Regions from separate parts of the Homo sapiens genome. Here region 1 is linked to region 2. Evidence: chromatin loops called from intact Hi-C (ENCODE). Cell type or tissue: CD4-positive, alpha-beta T cell. All regions are shown on one strand. Links, peaks and the distances in the headings refer to the core of each region. The heading gives the core; the rest is flanking DNA.

Region 1 (9,496 bases), core at 1,152-9,151, 58 kb after region 2:
GAGTCAGTGTGCTGGGAAAGGCAGATCCACCCTCAATCCGGATGGGCTCCATCTAATCAGCTGCCACGGCGGCTAGAATATAAAGCAGGCAGAAAAATGTGAAAACAGACACTGGCTTAGCCTCCCAGACTACATCTTTCTCCCGTGCTGGATGCTTCCTGCTCTTGAACATCAGACTCCAAGTTCTTCTGTTTTGGAACTGGGACTGGCTCTCCTTGCTCCTCAGCCTGCAGACGGCCTATTGTGGGACCCTGTGATTGTGTGAGTTAATACTTAATAAACTCCCCTTCATATATATGTATCTATTCCATTAGTTCTGTCCCTCTGGAGAACCCTGACTAATACACCGCCGTGCTGTTTTCTGGAGCAGCTGCATCATTTCACATTCTCACCAACAGCACACAAGGGTTCCAATCTCTCTACGCCCTCATCAGTGCGTGTTCTTTTCTGGTTTTTGTTTTTACAATACCCATCCTAAAGGGTGTGAAGTGACGACCCACTGTGGTTTTGATTCGCATTTCCCTGCTGACTGGTGAAGCTAAGTGCCTTTCCATGTGCTTGTGGGCCACCTGCACTGTCTTCTTTGCTCTTTCCATGTTTTGTCCATGTTATTGTTGAAATCTGCTGTGGCCCGGGCCCCCAAACACCCGGCTGCCTTCCTACTAGTGCCTGTTCCATGTCACCGTAGGTCTATGGTACACCCATTCCTCTTCCCCATCCTCTGGCTGTCCCCCTGCCCTGCCTACCCCTCCCCAGGGCCCATGGTGGAGCTTGATGGCAGCCTCATCCTCCAGACCCCAGCTGGAGCCTCTGCACCGCCTGTGCTGCTCTAAGGAATCACAGGCGCCTTCCCACCGTCTCCATCCCAGGCCGTCTTTATCCCTCTTCATCCCATCCCGTAGGGTCCTGTCCCCTGTCCCTCCACCACACACAAGCCTGGCTGCAAAACAGGATGTGGCTTTTCCACATTTCCTCTTTCTTGCTAATCTTGAACAGGGGCACGAATAAAGATTTTTCTGCCAATAACTACAGAGAAACTAACAAAAGATTTTAAAAACAACAGGCAAGGGGAAGTCACGAACACCGCACAGTCCTGCAAGCTTCTTAGAGTCCTTGTCGTCACGAACACCGCACAGTCCTGCAAGCTTCTTAGAGTCCTTGTCGTCACGAACACCGCACGGTCCTGCAAGCTTCTTAGAGTCCTTGTCGTCACGAACACCGCACGGTCCCGCAAGCTCCTTAGAGTCCTTGTCGCCAGCCCAGGGCCCTTGGCTCACTTCTGAGGAGGTGAATGGAAGCCACGGTCTTCCCGCCTTTAGTTCTGCGAACAGGGTCCACTGACCCCACCCGTCTCCTGGGAGCTGCCAGGTGGAAGATGATCACCTGTTTCTTCCTCGAAAGCCCTGGGCCTGAAGAGCTATGCAGTGGGGACGGTGAGTTCTGCTCTCTCAGAGATGCTCCAGGTCGTGCGACTCAGCACAATGGTCATAGCCTCCCACCAGTGGGCACCTTTGTCTTGGGGTCTGTGGTAAGAGAAGCCACATGAGACCACCATATTCCACCTCTGAGCTCTCCAGCAAGGCCTCCTCCCATCCCACCAATGCAGGCCTCTGCCACACTGTGTCCTCCCTGCCCAGGGTCAGCAGTGGCCCTGGTCTCGGGCCATCCTGATCTCCAGTCTGTGGCTGGTCATCTTCCAGCACAAATACCAAGCGTGCGCTGCTCCTGAGTTCCAAAGACTTCCCATTGTCCCCAGCAGCACACCCCAGGGGCGCACAAAATGTTTCCAGGAAAATATTCAGCTTTGCTACTACTCAGCAGACGGGGGGACCGTGGCACCCCCGGCCTCAGCCAGACCGTCCGCTGCACACCTGCATGGCACTGACTGAACATGACGTGTCCGATCAACACGGGGCCATGCCTCCGAGAACGCGACTGCAGCTCTCCCTGCACCTCTGTCCCATCTTCAGCTACAGAACCGGAGCTCCATACGCGGGCCTGGGGGTCATCTGAATGTAAACTTCACTTTAGAGTCACCATACTCTCATAATCTACACTGTTTTAATAAAATCTTAGTAATTCTCTGTAAGGAGATGACGAGTGACCATGGAAATATTTCATCTCGTGCAGGGTCTCATTGTTTATCTCATGGCAAAATATACTTTTTTAATGGTTGGATGTAAACATGAACTCAAACACGTTTTATTTATTAAGATACAACCTGAACCACAAAAACAAGGAGATCAAAGATGAAGTGGCTTAGACAGAAGTTTCAGTCTCTCTCCCCAGACTGTCTGGAGGTGAGTGGATGGCGCTTCATGAGGTTGCTGGGGACCCCTGTCTGCTGGGTCTCTTGCTCTGTTGTCCTGTTACGACACGCGGTGCATGGCATGGCACATGGTCGGCATGGTAGATGCTGGGTTGCTGCCACACCCACACTCCCTGCTGGAGGAAAAAACAGAGATCAAGAGGGAGTCCAGGGAAGCGCCTTCATCTTCAGAGAGTGACTGGGAGTTGCAAACAACCCACCTGCCCACTGCCCACTGGCCCAAATTTAGGCTCATGGCCACACCAACCGCTGAGAAGTTCAGTCTAGCTGGTGCCCAGTCTTTAGCTGGTTCGGCTAAAATTCAAGAGGCTCTGTAATTAAATATCTATTTATAATATATCATGTAGTGCATATAAGATATGAGGACAGCTATATATATATATATATGTAGTAAATACATTGATATATGTATTGGGGAGAACAAGGTAAACATCAGCCAACTGAAACAGATGATCAAAAAAGACTTAGCCACACCAGCTCCCGGGACAAAGGCTAAGCTGCTTAGCCTGTCCCCAGGCTTCAGCCCAGCTGACTTCTCCACTCTGTCTCCCACGTGCTCAGAATCCCCCGAGGGCCTCACGCCTCTGCGCAAGTTGTTCCTCTGCTGGAATGGCTTTGCTCCTTCTCTGGGTGACAAATTCATCTTTCGAGACTGAGCTCAAATGTCACATCTCCTGAGAGGCATTTTCTAATTGTCCCTCTTCTGTGTTTCCATAGCACCGCCTGTCTATGAATTTCTATGATAAAAATCACCAAAATGCATCGAAATGATGTTTTCATGTCTGTGGTAGGCAGAATATCAGTCCGCTCCCAAAAGTCCACAGTCTAATCCCTGGAATTCGTGAATGTGTGATGTTACATGGTGAGGGGACTTTGCAAACTCGATTAAAGATCCTGGGATGAGGAGATTCTGCTGGTGTCTAAGCCCATGCGGGGAGCTCTAACAAAGTACCAGCGACTGGGCTTATAAACAGCAGATATTCATTTCTCACAGTGCCGGAGGCTGGAAGTCCAAGCTCAGGGCACTGGGAGACAGTGTCTGGCGAGGGCCACTTTCTAGTTCAGAGATGGCGCCTTCTCCTGCATCCTCACATGGTGAAGGGGCCAGGGAGCTCTCTGGGGCTCTCTCTTCAGGGCCCCGACCCCATTCACAATGGCTCCACCCTCATGACCTCAGCACCTCCCAAAGGCCCCACCTCCTGGCACCATTGCCTTGGGGTGCGGCTTTCAACGTATGAATTTGGGAGGACACAGACACTCAGCTCATACTACCTGGGTTATTCAGGCAAGTCCCACCTAACTCCAGGCCCTTCGAAGTGAGCAGGAGGCCAGAGTGATACCACGACAGGGCCATGAGCAGGGAAGGCAGGCAGCCTCTGGGTGCTGGGAAGGGCGAGGGAACAGACCCCCTGGAGTCTCCAGAAGGAACCCAGCCTGCCAGCGCCTTGATCTTACTGCAGCGAAACCCAGTTCAGGCACCCAACCCCCAGAGCTCTGAGATGACACATGCGTGCTGTGCAGGGCCACCGTGTTTGTGGTCATTTGTCACAGCAGTGCCGGGAGCCTCCTCCTAGGTCCTTCTCCCCCATTAGTTTGTGAGCAGCTCCAGGACCATGCAGCAAGAGCCCTTGTGTATCTCTAGCACAGTGCCTGGGGCACAGCAGGAACTCCAGGGGTGAGAGCAATGGGGGTGCGGGGAGCCCAGCTATGGACTCAGGGAGGCTGGATCTGAACCCCTGCTCTGCCCCTCAGCATTGTCACAGCTTTGAGCACATTGCTTGCTTCAGGACTCCATTTCTTCACGTTCTTCACCAGATAGAGAGAACACTCATCTTTCAGGTGCCGTGAAATTGAGTAACACAGATTATATGGTGTGTCTATATTTTGGGTGGTAGCCACCGACCGTGGGGCCAAGGCCTGACATGACCACACAGGTGGCAAGCCCCTGGCCCCTCCGCCCCTCACTCCTTCCTGCTCCATGCTCCACATCCCTCCCAGTCCCGGAGGACAGAAGGCTGAAAGCAAGGTGTTTCCAGGCCCTGCTCCCTGTGAGAGCCCTACGGGACAATCCTTCCTTACTCCTTCCGGCCTCTGGTGGCTCCCAGCAAACCATGGCGCATGTCCGCCTCCGTCCTCACACGGCTTCTCCTGCATGTCTGTCTCTGGGTCTCACCTCCTCTTCTTAGGAGGAAACAGTCATGTTGGATTTGGGCCCACCCTACTCCAGTGGGAACTCATCTTAACTCATTACATCTCCAAAGACTCGATTTCCAAATAAGGTCACATTCTGAGGTTCCCAGAAGGACATGAATTTGGGGGCACACCATCCCACCCAGTGCACCCCCTCTGCCACTGCTATCTGCTGCCTTCACTCCCCAGGGACTCAGACACCTGACACACAGTCTGTCTCCATATCCCAAACCTGTCATTGTGCTGAGGACTTCGTCCCACTCAAGCATGACTCATCCAAGGCCTCGCCTCTGGGTTCCCTGACCTCCTTGGCCCTGGTGACTCACTCCACACCACTCCAGCCACCCAATCCCAGGCTCATCGTGGGGACTGCCACCCTCTGCAGTGGCTCTCCCCTGACGCCATGTGCCCACACAGCCTCCTCCTGCCCAGGCTCTCGCCTTCAGATCACCCATCCAGTAATGAATCTGTGGGAGCTTGGGTTGCATTAATCAATGAATATTGCTACCCTTGTAGGGCCAATACCCAGTGTTCACATAGGGCAAGCCTCTACACACTGACCCTTCCCTCTGTGGGGCCCTCTTCCTCCCGGCATACTCCTTTCACCTCCATTTCACCTGACCCAGGTTCCATGACGCCACCAGCCGCCTGCCGCTAACCTGCCCTCCACTGCTCCATTGCCCCTCCTTGGCACCACCAGGAAAAAACCAATTCTAGAGGCCCCTCGAATGCTCTGCCATTGCTACCCAGCCTGGAGTGTCGTAGAGAAGAACTCCCACGCCACCCTGCAGATTGGGCCCTGTGAAGTCGCCATCACAAACCTCCACCAGGCACTCCACACCAAAGGGTTTACACTCCCAGTTTCCAATCGCTCCTGTCTCCCTCTTAACTCAGGAGCTCTCCTCCTTCTTCAGAAATGACAGAAACTTCCTGAGGGGAAGGCGACCCCACCACACCGCCCCCATCTCTCCCACCTACTTCCTCAGTAGAGGGTGTGCCTGCCCAGGAATCCCCACTAGGATTGGTCCTAGACACCAATCTCCTCCTCTAATCTTCTCCTCAGGGACCTCACTCTCCACTGCCTGCTCTCACTCCCTCTTCTTCAGTCTTTCTTTATTTTATTATTATTATTTTTGAGACAGAGTCTCACTCTTGTCACCCACGCTGGAGGGCAATGGAGCAATCTCGGCTCACTGCAACCTCCACCTCCTGGGTTCAAGCGATTCTCCTGCCTCAGCCTCCCGAGTAGCTGGGATTACAGGCATGTGCCACCACGCCTGGCTAATTTTTGTATTTTTAATACAGACGGGGTTTCACCATGTTGGTCAGGCTGGTCTCGAACTCCTGACTTCGTGATCCACCTGCCTCAGCTTCCCAAAGTGCTGGGATTACAGGCGTGAGACACCACGCCCTGCCCTTCTTCTTCAATCTTTCTACTGGGTCCATCAGCGTTTATATTTGTTCACGTCTCTCATTTTTTAAAACAAAACAGGCTGGGCGCCGTGGCTCATGCCTGTAATCCCAACACTTTGGGCGGGCAGATCACCTGAGGTCAGGGGTTCAAGACCAGCCTGGCCAACATGGTGAAACCCTGTCTCTACAAAAATACAAAACTTAACCGGGTGTGGTGGCAGGTGCCTGTAATCCTGAGTGGGAGGCTAAGGAGGGAGAATCCCTTGAACCAGGGAGGTGGAGGTTGCATGAGCTGAGATCGAGCCACTGCACTCCAGCCTGGCTGACAGAGCAAGACTCTGTCTCAAAATAAACAAACAAACAGACAGACAAACTAAACTCTTTCCCCATCACTCTCTCCTCCAGCTTCCATCATCTCTCCCCTCCTTCTCACAGCCAGACCCCTTCCAGAGGGATCTTCACTGGCAGCCTCATTTTCCTTGTCTCCTTATCTCATGGAAGCGCAGCTTCCCCCGTGACTCAGGCCACTCACACCGAGCTTCCTGCTGACCACATCACAGGACCCCCAGACATGATTGGTCTCTGTCTTGCATGCCATGGCTGCCACTTTCTCCTTTCCAGAACATCCCCCCCCCGGATTTCTTGGTCGCACACTTTCTTCCTATCTTACTGGACCTTCTGCCACTGCCCCTGGCAGCCCCTTTCCTCTGCTCCAGCCTCAGGGCTGTACGAGGCACACTGACTTCTCATCCTACACAGTCTGCCTTGGCCCACCCTCCACTCCAATGCAGAGTCACCATCTGCAGTGGTCTCTGCGATGGATTCACCAACAGCTCTTCACATTGGAGGGTCATCTCTCTGCCAATCATAACTGTTCTACTCCCCTTTCCAGTGATCAATATAGGCATGGACAGTCTGACCAACTTGACTTGCAGAAGCAGCTCTGGGGTCTTCTTACCACTTGGGGCTCTGAGGATGAGTCCACTGTTGGCTGTGGAATCTGGTTGTCCCATCAGCCGCAGCGTGGGGCTGAGTATAGTCATGTGTCGCGTAACAACGAGCATGTATTCTGAGAAATGCATTGTTAGGAGATTTTTCATGCAGACACCATTGAGTGCATTTACATAAATTGAGACAGTAGAGCCCACTACACACCTAGGCTGGAGGGCATTCCTCGTACACCTGTGCAGCATGTGACTGTACTGCATACTGTGGGCAAGTGGAACCCAATGGCGAGGATGTGTGCATCTACACATATCTAAACGTAGAAGAGGTGCAGTAAACATATGGCATTACATGGGCCCACCATCGTATATGCAGCCTATCACTGATGGAAATGTCATCGTGCAGTGTATGACTGTATTAGAATCAGGAAAACTGAAAGAGTTAATGAAGGAGGGGTAAACTGGGGCCAGTAAGAGACGGAAGATAGAGAGCTACCAGATGCATTTCTTTTCTTTCTTTTCCCCCAAAGGACTGTTCTTGCAAGGCATGGTGGGTCTCCACAGCCTGTACAGAAGGTACCCTGTGTGACTAGCAACCACATGTCACGCAACAGCCATGGTCGGCTCAGTGAGGTGACCCTCACCATAGCTTCTCCTTCACTGCTTCACTCACCTCTTTCCCTCACTCTTGGGGGATTGTGCTTTCATGGCAAGTAAGCTAAGGCACTTCCCTTCATAGACAAACACTATTCTGCTTTTGAAAACGATGACATACCACTTCACATCCACTGAGATGGCTAGAATCAAAAACTCAAGGAATAACAAGTGTTGGCAAAGATGTGGAGAAATCAGAACCCTCATACCCTGCTGATGGAGGTTTAAAATCATGCAGCTGCTTTGGAAAAAGTCCAGCAGTTCCTCAAATGATTAAACATAGAGTTACCATGTGACCCAGCAAGTGCACTCCTAGTAACTCCACCCAAGAGAAATGAAGAGCTACACCCACATGGATGAGCTTGTGCACATTTATAGCAACATCATTCGTAATAGCCGAAAAGTGAGAACAACCCAAACGTCCACTAGCTGGTGAACGGATAATCAAAATGTGGCCTCTCCATACAATGGAACATTATTCAGCCATAAAAAGGGATGAAGTGCTGACATATGCTATGACATGGATGAACCTTGAAAACATTATGTCAACAAAGCCAGTCACAAAACATCACATATTATACGATTCCATTCATACGAATGTCCAGAACAGGAAATCCATAGAGACAGGAAGTAGATCAGTGGTTGCCGTGGGCTGGGGGTGGAAGTCGGGATAAGGAGGCAATAACTAAAGCATATGAAGGTCTTTTCTGGGGTGATGAAAATGTTCTAAAATGGACTGTGATGATAGTTGTACAACTCTGTGAATACACAAAAAAACACTGAATTCACCGTTTAAATGGGTGAATTGCACAATGCATGAATTCGCCCTCACTAAAGCTATTAAAAAATGGCGTAGTCTGTATTGATTGCCTTTAAAAGACGTTCATGATCACTTAATAACTGGTTCCACTAATGTGAAGTTGATCCTATTTGTGTTTTTTTAAACACATTTATGGATAGAAAAAATATTTGGAAATACATACCTCAAAATGTTAACAATGGTCATCTCTAGTTGGTAGGATTATAGACTATTTCTTTAAAATATATTTTTCCACGATGTTTTACAATGAGCATGTGATGCTTTTATATGAAAAAATATATATTTGGTAATCTACTTTATCTTAAGAATATTTCTTACAAATGGTTATTAATGTTATAATAAAAAGAACAGTAAGAACAGACTAAAGGCAAGATTGCTCACTACGTGACACCTCCCAGTCTTTAGGCCTTTATGAGTGCATGATTCTTCCGTATCCGAAAGAGCTACAGCCGTCCTGTGCTCCCTTCCGCCAGCCTGTTCAGTACAGAGGCCACCAGTCTGAGGGTTACTTAGTGATCTGGGAAGGCACGGCGAGGTGTTTAACTCAACAATAGTCAACTCCCCTAGAGTAAGGCCACATCTGTGATGATTTCTGTATTGTGGGGCAATTAAGAACTAAACGGTGCCATCATGAGCAGATTTCCCTAAATGCTGAACTCAGAGTGGCTGACAGGGGCTGAAGAGAATGAACCCCATTATCTTCAACACACGGCCCACGATTAGCAGGGAAACAAAATCAACAACAGCTTTGCTTGAGGATAAGCAAATTTCAACCCCTGAAAATCTTGGAATGTGGTTACTGATATGGAGGCTCGGTCTTCAAAGGGGGTATTCAAGGGGGTAAACTCAAACTCTCCCACTGTCTTTACCCCAGGCTGCATTTCTTCATGGGGCCAGACTCCACAGGCACCTGGGCAAACACACATTGGGAACGCAGTGACAATCTCTACCTACGACTCAGAGGCCACGCTGGAGGCCCTCAGCAGGAACCCCACGGGCAACCTTCCCACATTCCCACGGGACATCTTGGTCGGTGTAAGTGCAACAGCCACAGAGCCACAGGGTGCCTCTATGACTCCAGGATCTTCCATGGTTCATAATGTCCCAGTACAGATGAGAGGAGGGACAGAGTCAGAGAGGCTGGGT
Region 2 (10,196 bases), core at 1,010-9,009:
CCAACAACTCAGTGGCACACTGCCTTTCCCCCACCCTGGCCTCCTGATGGGGAAGACAAGAATAAGTAATCATGTTTGCTCACTTCCACCAGGGCTGGTGAGAAGCTCAGGAAAGCCAGGGGTGGTGAGCAATGTCTGGAGGAGGCGATGCTGTGGCAGCTGTTCCCGCATGGCAGCTGGCCGTGTCTCCCTCCTCCCATGGGGCCCGTCAGTGAGCACCGTCCCAAGAAAGAGGACAAGGCACCTAGGCCAGCCAAGGGGGGAGGGGAGAGCAATGAATCAGGGCCTCCTGGAGCCCGGAAGGGCTGAGGCCACAGCAGTCCTGGAGCCCTACATGGCGGGGATGTCAGGCTAAGGGCAGACATGATCTAAAAAACGAAAAGTGGAAGAAGAAAGAAAACCACGAGGTGAGCTTCCAGAGGCTGGGAATACGCCACTCCTGATAATAACAATAACACCAACCACCAGCAGCACATGTGCACACATGGCACGTCCCACTCTCCAAGCTCCTCACATGTGAAGTTCCTTCTTCCAAAGCCCCAGTCTCATTCTGCTCAAGCTGCCATGGGAAAGTACGTCGGACGGGGTGGCTTATGCAGCAGACGCCTGGGAGTCCAAGATCAAGGCGTCAGCAGGGCTGGCGTGGTGAGGGCTCTGCCTGAGGCTGCGGGGGCACCTCCTGCCTGTGTCCTCACCTGGCCTTTCCTCTGCCCACAGGAGAGAAGCAAGCAATGGTGTCTCTTTCACTCCTTATAAAGACACGACTCTACAGGGTTGGGCCTCCCCTGTGGCCTCACTTAAGCTTCATCCCCTCCCTACACACCCTGTCTCCATGTGCAGTCACACCGGGTTAGGCCTCAGCATAAGAGTATTGGGGGCATGCAGTCCAACCTCTAACAGCCCATTGGAGAGAGGCACAATCCTATTATTCAGCCCCTTTTACAGGTGAGGGCCTGAGGCCCAAGAAGTTCTTTCTTACCTAAGTAAGTGGCAGAGCCAGAACTCCAACTAAGGCAGTTTCTCTGTTAAAAATAAATAGTTTATAATCTCCAGAAGAGCGGCCTGTCATGGCAAGAGGTAGGTGTCAGTTTGGCTCAGAAGGGAGAGGTCCTGTGTTGATCTTCCTGTCCCACTTCTCGCATTTTCCAGCCTTCCTGTCTTTGCTAGGGCAGCTCCCTCCTGCTAGAAGGTTCTTCTCGATCATCTCTTTTCCCATTAAAATCTCATCATCTTTCAAGACCAGCTCAAGTGCTGCCTCCTCCAAGAAGTCCTCCTGATCACTCCTGGCAGAAGTCGCCTCCTCTATCTCTCAGAGCGTATTCCATCACAACGTTCCCACCTGGAGAGTGGAATTCTGTACATATGGATGGAGAAGCACTTGTTATGCTGGGAGATGAGACGCTTCACGAGCTACCTGCCTGCTAGATTGCATGTTGTCTCCTGACCTCAAGAGCTTGTTTTATGTGCAGAACACTAGACGTCTGATGATGCGAACACCGCTGGAACCCTCATTCTGTTAGACGGCAGGCCCGAAGAGCACACGCCAAAGTTGGTGGCCTAATCCTCTTGGCATCTGTTATAGTAAATGCATTTTCATGGGAACACAGCCAGGCCCATTTGCCCAGGTATCACCCACGGCTGCTTCTGCACTACAACAGCAGAGTTGCACAGCCACAAACCCTAAAATATTCACTGTCTGGCCCTTTCCTCATATTTACCCGCCCCTGCCCCAAACCCTCCACCACGCGGACCTGATTCCATGCTTCTGGCTCCCCAGGAGCGAAGCCGTAGATGGTGTCTCTTTCACTCCTTATAAAGATACAATTATACAGGGTAGGGGCCCCTCCCTGTGACCTCACTTAGCTCCCAGCTGACCCAATCAGCTCGCCTCCTCCACTGAGGGAACCCTGCCATTCTCGGAGGAGGGAGTGTCGTCTGACCAATACGCTGAGGAATGCCAGCTGTCCACAGGCTGCCATCTGATCCCTCACTCACAGAGGAATCCTTTGTGGAGGTCAGAGTCATTGATCATCATAAAAACAGTCACATTCTTGTGATCTTGGCAGTGCCTCACGAAACACAACCTACACCACATCACTCTTGAATGTTGTCTCATAGAAACTTGTGGACGGATTTTATTCTGTATTAAAAATGATAAAATGGAAGGTGTGGCATGTTACATAACTCTGCATCAGCTGCAGACCATCACTTTCTTTCTTTTTTTTTGAGACGGAGTCTCGCTGTGTTGCCCAGGCTGGAGTGCAGTGGCACAGTCTTAGCTCACTGCAACCTCTGCCTCCTGGGTTCAAGTGATTCTCCTGCCTCAGCCTCCCGAGTAGCTAGGATTACAGGCATGTGCCACCATGCCCAGCTAATTTTCATATTTTTAGTAGAGACAGGGTTTTGCCATGTTGGCCAGGCTGGTCTCGAACTGCTGACCTCAGGTGATCCACCCACCTTGGCCTCCCAAAGTGCTGGGATTACAGGCGTGAGCCACCTCGCCCGGCCCAGACCATCACTTTCATGTGTGGTTGCCAAAAAGCCTCAGTCGAAAAGAACATGTAGATTTACCTAAAGGCCCAGGAAAGGGGCCTGTTGAGGTGAATGATGATGGGCCTCCCAAGGGATGGTCCACCGTGCAGCCGTTACAAATCATGCTGGGGAAGGGAATTATGTATGAATCTTAGGTGGAAAAGGTTAGAAAAGATCCTATCTACCAGGAAAAGAAAGAAAACGTGGACTTAATAAGGTCATTATGCCGAGCAGGGGCTTTGGGAATGTGCTTGATCCCTTCACGGCTCTAGAACAGCTATTCCGCCCCAGACTCCCATCACAAAAACCGCATTCGGGGTCTGTTGCCCGCAGCACCCACAGTTATCCCGCCCCAGACTCCCATCACAAAAACCGCATTTGGCATCTGTTGCCTGCAGCACCCCATGGATCACCACACACGGCTGTTTCTTACATTGGCTCAAGTTTCAGGGATGAGTGTGGGCATGAGTGCCACGGGGAACGAGGTGTGCTCGAGCCTCCTGAGCACTACCTGAAGGAGACAGACCGACCAGTCCTCCCAGGTTTCCGTCTCGGCAGCGGCCGTCCATCCGGCTGGCCCGTCCATGCCCATGCCCATGCCCATGCCCATGTACTGGCGATTCCAAAGCTTCATTTTACGTGAAAATCACAGGGGAAAAGTGCAGCTTCCCTGGCCCCTGTTACCAGGGACTCTGATTCTGAGGGACCAGACTGGGAGTAGGTTCCTTCCTTAACAAGTCCTCCGGGATTCAGACGCTGGTGGCCCAGAGGCCACCCAAGAGACACTGCCGGGAGCCGGGCGGGTTCCCCCACATGGCAGGCCAGAGGTCTCACTCTGCACACATCTCTCCTTTCTGCTGTTAGAGTCATTCTTTTGTGGAAACAGCGGCCTGGGCTGGTCCCCATCACTGAGACAGAATCCATAGGCTCAGATGAGGCCTAAACAATGATACACCAGTCTCATCCACTCCACAGCACCGAATTTTCTGAGATTTAACGAGAGCCGACTCACTGGGAATATCTCCGGAGCAAGGAATTAAACGCCTGACCAGAGCCTCAAAGTGGAGGACAGAGGCCTCCACCCCTGGCTGCCCACTGCAGCTGCTTCGGCCAAGTCATGCGACATTTCTGTCTTGACCAGTGGAAACCCATGCAGTTGTTCCCTGTGGTCGAGGGAACAATGGCCCCAGAGACATCCACGTCTGGATCCCTGGAATGCGAGCCTGTGTCAGGTTCCATGGCAGAGGATGATGGTTGCTCATCGGTGGCCTTGAGACGAGAGATTCTCCTGGATCATCCAGTGGGTGAATGTCATCCCAGGTGCTTCTGGTGAGGAGGAAGGGAGAGGAGTCGGAGGAAGGGCTGCGCTGCCAGATACAGTCAGAGAGATGCTGCTGCAGCTGCAAGACAGAAGGGCCCAAGCCCAGTGAGGTGGCCATCCTCCAACCTGGAAAAGGCAAGAAAACGGGGGCTCCCCTGGAGTCCCCAGAAGGATGCAGTGTGCTGACACCTGGCCGTAGCCCAGTGAGACCCGTAGTGGACCTTTGAACCACAGAACTCTCGGATAATAAATTTGTGTTGTCTTAAGCCATTAAGTTTGTGGTAATTTACCATAATAGCAGCAAAAGAAAACTCCCACAGCCCTTGCCCACTTGAGGACCTGCTGCAAAGCTGGGAAGAGGAAGGAGGCAGGAGGCTTCGCTCCGTCCGTCCTTTCTGTTTTAGGGCCTGCACATTTTGTTGTTCCTTCTTGATTTCTATCCTTAATGATCACAGTGATTTGGGGTAATATGAGCATCAAAGTGCTTTTTTGCTGAAGACCTGTTTGCTTGTTGCCAGTTTTATAGTGACCCAATAGAATAAGACCAGTAAATTTATTGATGGCAGAAATTAGCCATGTCCTTAAACGCTTTCACAGGGCAGACAGAGACGTCTTAGTCTTCGTGGTGGAGTTGAGACCGAGGCAGTATCTTCAAAGGTGTATTAAGGTGCCTTTGTTGTCGGCTTTCAACGCCTCCTTTGAAGGACTCGCTCACTTCCCCGGCAGGTGAGTAAGCAGCTCACAGGGACCCCGTGAGCAAAGCCTGCAAGGGGCAGAGCCAGGCTGCAAACCCAGGCCCTGCACACGGCTCTCACGCTTCTGTCACACCACACCCAGAGCATCAGTGCCTCTAATCAACCAACATTTCAGTTCCTACGGTTCAAAATGGGCCTTACAGGACTTCAAAGCATCGATAATTCAGACATTTGCTTGGTAAATCCTCTATCATGGAATATGATGAAGGCAACTTCAGATCAACAAACTGGTGTCTGAATTATCACACATTCTGAAATCAGAGACGTCCAGTGAAAAGAGATTTGTCTAGTAAAAGTAATTCCAGATGTGTAACCCAAAGGACTCGTCTAGGAAGTTCCAGTGGGAAGGACTTTGCTGCTCTCCAGCACGAGTTATTTTCTCCCAGGACTTTTTCAGCCTGCCAGCCGTACACTTCCCAGACATTTCACCAAATGAAGAGAGAAAGGAAAACAAACAAACGAAAAGCTTTCTTTAAGTAGCTTTGAACTTTGCACTAGACAGATCCAAATTCATTGGCTTCTGCACTAAAGCTGTCTCCAAGACATCCCTGTTAGGTTCGTAACTAAATCGCCCACTAATATTTATGCTCTGTCTTAAACAAAGGAAATAGGAGCTGTTGTCAAGGACACGGTGGGGCAGGCAAGGCGAGCCGGTTTCTGGTGCAGACACAGCCCAGAGACAAGCTTCAAAAGGACAGCTCTGCCTGGGCCCTCAGAGACGCGCAGCTGCGTCAGCGTGGACTCTGGGTGGTGCCGGATTGTGGATAATTTGAGGGAATGCACAGCACATTAAGGAGGCTGGGAATGCCGAGGGTCTGGTGGGCCAGGGTCTCTGAGCCCGACGTCCTCTCAGCCACCGTTCAGCCTGACCCAGGACAGGCCTCCACCCTCCCATGCGCTCGACTTCTCACTCAGCAGAGACACGCAGCTTCAGCCAGTGCAGCAGCACCACGCAGCTTCAGCCAGTGGGCAGCACGTGGGCAGCAGGACCACGTGCCCACCAGATGCCTAGTGTGGTACGTCTTGGTCATAAATTAGATCCTTAAACAAAAATGTAAGTATACAAAACCACGGCCTCACCCCAAAACGCCCAGAAGGCAAACACACTCTCAGCCGAATGGCCTTCTGACCGAGAGCCCTTTTGCGGCTGTTACCCCATTTGATGTTTAGAACAATCCCAAGAGGCAGCTGTGGCATGGGCATCAGTCAGGGCTCCACTGGAGGGCACTGAACCACAAGGAACCAGGGCCAGGGCCTCAACCATCCAGCAAGGTGGCCTTGGGGGAACACACGAGGATGACAGCCGGGAGACTTCAGTCCAAGTCTCTGCTCTGTCCCTTCATCCCCAGACCTGGCTTTTCTTATCTGTAAAATACATGGAGGGCCTGCGGTGGTGTAGACACAGCATGAGAACACTGCTTCTCAAGTTTTATTGCATGTTTTTTAAAAGGCAATATCCCAGACCCTATGTCCAGCGTTTTGTTTTGTTTTGTTTTGCTTTTTGACAGAGTCTCACTCTGTCGCCCAGGCTGGAGTGCAGTGGCCTGATCTCGGCTCACTGCAAGCTCCACCTCCCAGGTTCACACCATTCTCCTGCCTCAGCCTCCCGAGTAGTTGGGACTACAGGCGCCCGCCACCAAGCCCGGCTATTTTTTTTGGATTTTTTAGTGGAGACGGGGTTTCACCGTGTTAGCCAGGATGGTCTCGATCTCCTGACCTCGTGATCCACCCGCCTCGGCCTCCCCAAGTGCTGGGATTACAGGCGTGAGCCACCGCGCCCAGCCATCCAAGGGTTTTGATGACTATTTCTGAGATGAAACCTAGAAATCCATATTTTAGCAAGCTTCTAGGCACTTCTGACACAGGTGGTTCAGACTACTGTCAAAACCTGGAAACTTTGGAGAGCAAAAGTGAGGTGATTAATGATTAAACTGGGGCAACAGCATAGCCTGAGGCTGACGTGGGCAAGTTTCAATGGAAGGTCACGCGAGGGCCGGCCATGCTTTCGGAAGACGTTCCTCTGTGTCATTGGAGGAGCAGCGTTGGCTGATCTGGTCAGGGATTGCACTCATGCCTGTCATAAACATCAGAAGAGGGTTTACTGTCAGCTGTGGATTAAAACTCAAAGGCCAGAGATCAGGCTACTGTTCTTCTTCCCCATGAGTGCAAATGCTTTTCCCCTGCATCAGTTGGCTCCAATAGGCTGATTCTTTTAAGGGTCAAAGTCCCACACTCTCCTTTTTATTATTACCCTGTTTCCTAAACGAATAAGAAGCAACAGCACATTTGAGTCACCTTTTATCATCCTAAGATGCCGCTCTTTAGTTTCTCTTTGGGGCACAGCCAACCGTGTCCAATATCCATTCTGCCTGTCCTCCTCAGTAAGGAAAAACCGAGTTTGAGCTCTCTCTGTGGCCATCTGGAATCAAGATTCTGTTTCCCAGCTCCTCATGCAGTGAATTGTGGCCACGTCGAAGTTCAGGACATGGGATGGAAGTAGACTTGGCCTGGGCACCTTCTTGGAAGTGCTCCAAAAGAGAAGGGCATAATCTTTCTTGCCCTCCTTCCTCCCTGTTGGCTAGAATAGGAATGTAAGAGCTGGCACCCTGGCAGCTCTCCTGGGCTATGAGCAACCTTGGGAATGGAATCCAAGCACAGTGGAACAGAGGGCTAAGGAGGAACCCAGTTCCCTGCCCCAGGGGCACGTTTCAGCCAAGGATGTAATGTTTCCAGGCCTCCTAGCTGTGACAGAGAAGTCTTATATCCTTTACACAATGCTGTTAGTTGGAATTATCCTTTGCTTGCTGTCATAACTAATTCTGACAGACACACCTTGCCTGTTCCCTCTTCTGTCAGCCAAGGCTGGGGAACAGAACAGAAAATCACGATGCCGCTGCGGGAGCAAGAGATACCAGGGTGGTCACGGGAAGAGATCCACCGGGGCAGGTTCCCAGAATTCCTTTTCTCCACCATAATTCCACGCATCAGCCATTGTATGAGGCATCTGTCATATAAGCTCAGTCACTGGAGATGAAGGCACTTCACAAATTCAACGCCTTTTGCAAATGTACCCACTGTCTCTCTCAACAGCTGTGCTAGGTGGCCCGGCAGGGACAGTAAATGCACTGGGCGCTGAGATGAAGCTCCCTGTTCACCATTGGCGGGCACGTGCTCGGTGTTTCACTGTGCGTGGAGAATGCCAGGCTGCCATGTAAGCATCTGAAGGAGGCAAAGCGACTCTACCCTATCACCTCCGGGTCCAGCATCACTGAGGATCCCCCCAAGTGTGGCTCCTGTGGTGACACCCAGACTCACCACCTCAAACGACCCCACCTCTGAAACCATCAGCTCTAACTTCACCTCCGTGCTTCTAGGCCCACCGAGGCCCCTAGCACCCCCTCAGCCCACTCTAGCTTCACTTCCTCTCCAGCCTTTCCCAGAGTCCCCGGCCCAGCACCGAGGGCTCTCCTGCACCCTGCCCTGTGCACATCTCCATGCCACACAGGTCTGTTCCGGCACCTGCCCGCCTGCCACCGCCTTACCCTGGTGTTCCCAGAACTCCTAGAGAAAGCTTCAGTCACAAGGGTGCCACTGCCATCCCTGCTCCAGCCCAGGGCTCACGGCGCCCAGCAGTGCTGCTGCCATCCTCAGAGAGCTGTTCTGCCCTCCTGCCCCAGGCTGCCAGGCCTCTGCCCACTTCAGCTGGAGCAACAGGGCTTCCCCTGGTGCACAGAGCTAACGAGAAAGCCAGAGTGAATCCCACATTCAGCCTTCCTACGCCTCTCTCTGTCCCTATGTCTACCTCTGTCTCTCTGTCTCTATCTCTCTCTGTCCCTCTCTGTCTCTGTCCCTCTCTCTTTCTCTCTTGCTTGCTCTGTCTCTCTGTCTCTGTGTCTGTTTCTGTCTCTGCCTGTCTCTCTGTCTCTCTGTCTCTGTCTCTCACACACCCCTCCACTCCACCCTATCTGTGCCCCTCGCCCCTCAGTGGCCCGGGCCCCCCTCTTCTTCTGCTTGTAGCCACCCCCTCCTACCAGCTGGGTCCTGCCCCATTTCCTCCAGGCCCTTGGTCCATTGATTCTCTTTTAACTCTAGCCTATCCCTTTCAATTTATTATTTTTAATAAGCAGAGAAAGATTCCCAAGACTTTAATCTTAAAAAGAAAAGAAAAGAAAAAATTCTAACCTAGAAACACATCCCCCTAAATGTGGCCCTGTGACTCCCTCCCAGCTCAGGCAGCCAATCCTCCAGAAACTCCCCTCAAGGGCTGGCTTCCTCCCGTCTCTGATTTCCTGTCCCTGCAAATCTTCCCCCCAAGGGAGCCAGGGTGCTGCTGGGCACCTCTCTAATGTGCCTTCTCGGTGGCATGAGACACAGCCAGGCACCCTCCCTGAGGGCGGTCTCCTCTATGACTGAGTCTCTCTGGCTTCTTGTCCTGTTTTGCCACCTGCTCTCCTCCTGGCTCTGTCTTCACTGATTCCCTGAAAGCAGAGCCTGAGCCCGAGCTTCTCTCTGCTGCCCACTGGGGAGTCCCAAGGAGGGGTGGGGAAGGCCAGGAGGCTGATTAGGCAAGTATGCAGAGTCGGGGTCCCCAACCGGCCACTGAGGGCTCCAAACACAGCTGGCTGTGCCCTCTCACAGGGCTGAGAGCCCCCATGAGCTACTGAGGCCCAAGGTGGCCCATCAAAAGGACAAAGGGAGGAGAGCTCCTCACCATCCTTAGTCCAAGGCCCACTCCTGGGACTCTTCAGTAGCACCACTGAAGAGTGCTGGGTGCATCCCAAATCCGCAGCAGCAGTGAGCACGGGGCAGAAGCAGCCAGCACCTGGGGCCTGAGGCACATACTGTGTGCTGTGCCCCAGGGCTCCCAAGACCAGATCACCTCGGTGGTGTCTGGGGTGACTTGCGGGGCCAAGAGTCCAGGAGACAAGTGAAGGCTGAAAGGGCCCAGGGCAGGGCCAAGGGGTGTCTCCCCATGAATAGTAACAGGCCCAGGCCCTGCCCCCGTTCTTCCTGCCCATGCTAGTCTCTCAGCTCCACATTCATATGTGCCATCCACAGAGACCTCAGCTTCACATGTCAGAAACTAGGCTCAGGACGGTGGTTCCCACAAAACTTAGAAACAGAAGTGTCAAAACTAGCTCGGTCGGGGAGACCCTAACCCAGCGGTGCTGGAGGAATTAAAGACATACTCACAGAAATATAGACGTGGGAAGTGGGAAATCAGGGGTTTCACAGCCTTCAGAGCTGAGAGGCCCGAACAGAGATTTACCCACGTGTTTATTAACAGCAAACCAGTCATCAGCATTGTTTCTATAGATGTTAAATTAACTAAAAGTATCCCTTACGGGAAACGAAGGGATGGACCGAATTAAAGGAATAGGTTGGGCTAGTTAACTGCAGCAGGAGCATGTCCTTAAGTCACAGATCACTCATGCTATTGTTTGGCTTAAGAATGCCTTTAAGCGGTTTTCCACCCTGGGTGGGCCAGGTGTTCCTCGCCCTCATCCCTGTAAACCCACAACCTTCCAGCCTGGGCATTAGGGGCCATTATGAACATGTTACAGTGCTGCAGAGATTTTGTTTATGGC

What was found. Hi-C counts contacts between places; a loop is a spot of excess contacts. Peaks named below come from ENCODE experiments on the same cell type or tissue, not always from the same donor. Only the 100,000 strongest peaks of a DNase experiment are listed, where the experiment ranks them.
Region 1: a loop joins it to region 2, with 2.5 times the contacts of the local background. A loop is called at or near these places in 13 of 110 quality-filtered maps.

What each region holds. Positions count from the first base shown.
Region 1 is chr7:155,286,423-155,295,918 of GRCh38, forward strand. It overlaps INSIG1-DT (INSIG1 divergent transcript), which reads right to left. Exons shown (of 2, transcript NR_183448.1): 2 at 2,174-2,442. Among named protein-coding and RNA genes, the nearest start is that of INSIG1, 6.7 kb to the right of the region's middle. RefSeq lists a cis regulatory region at 4,533-5,132. In CD4-positive, alpha-beta T cell, for the core only: no CTCF peak of the experiment used is centred there; DNase peaks (open chromatin) are centred at 4,839 and 7,789.
Region 2 is chr7:155,228,461-155,238,656 of GRCh38, forward strand. It overlaps LOC105375587 (a long non-coding RNA gene), which reads right to left. Exons shown (of 5, transcript XR_001745437.2): 5 at 9,809-10,196. Among named protein-coding and RNA genes, the nearest start is that of INSIG1, 64 kb to the right of the region's middle. RefSeq lists an enhancer at 183-1,096. In CD4-positive, alpha-beta T cell, for the core only: no CTCF peak of the experiment used is centred there; a DNase peak (open chromatin) is centred at 5,851.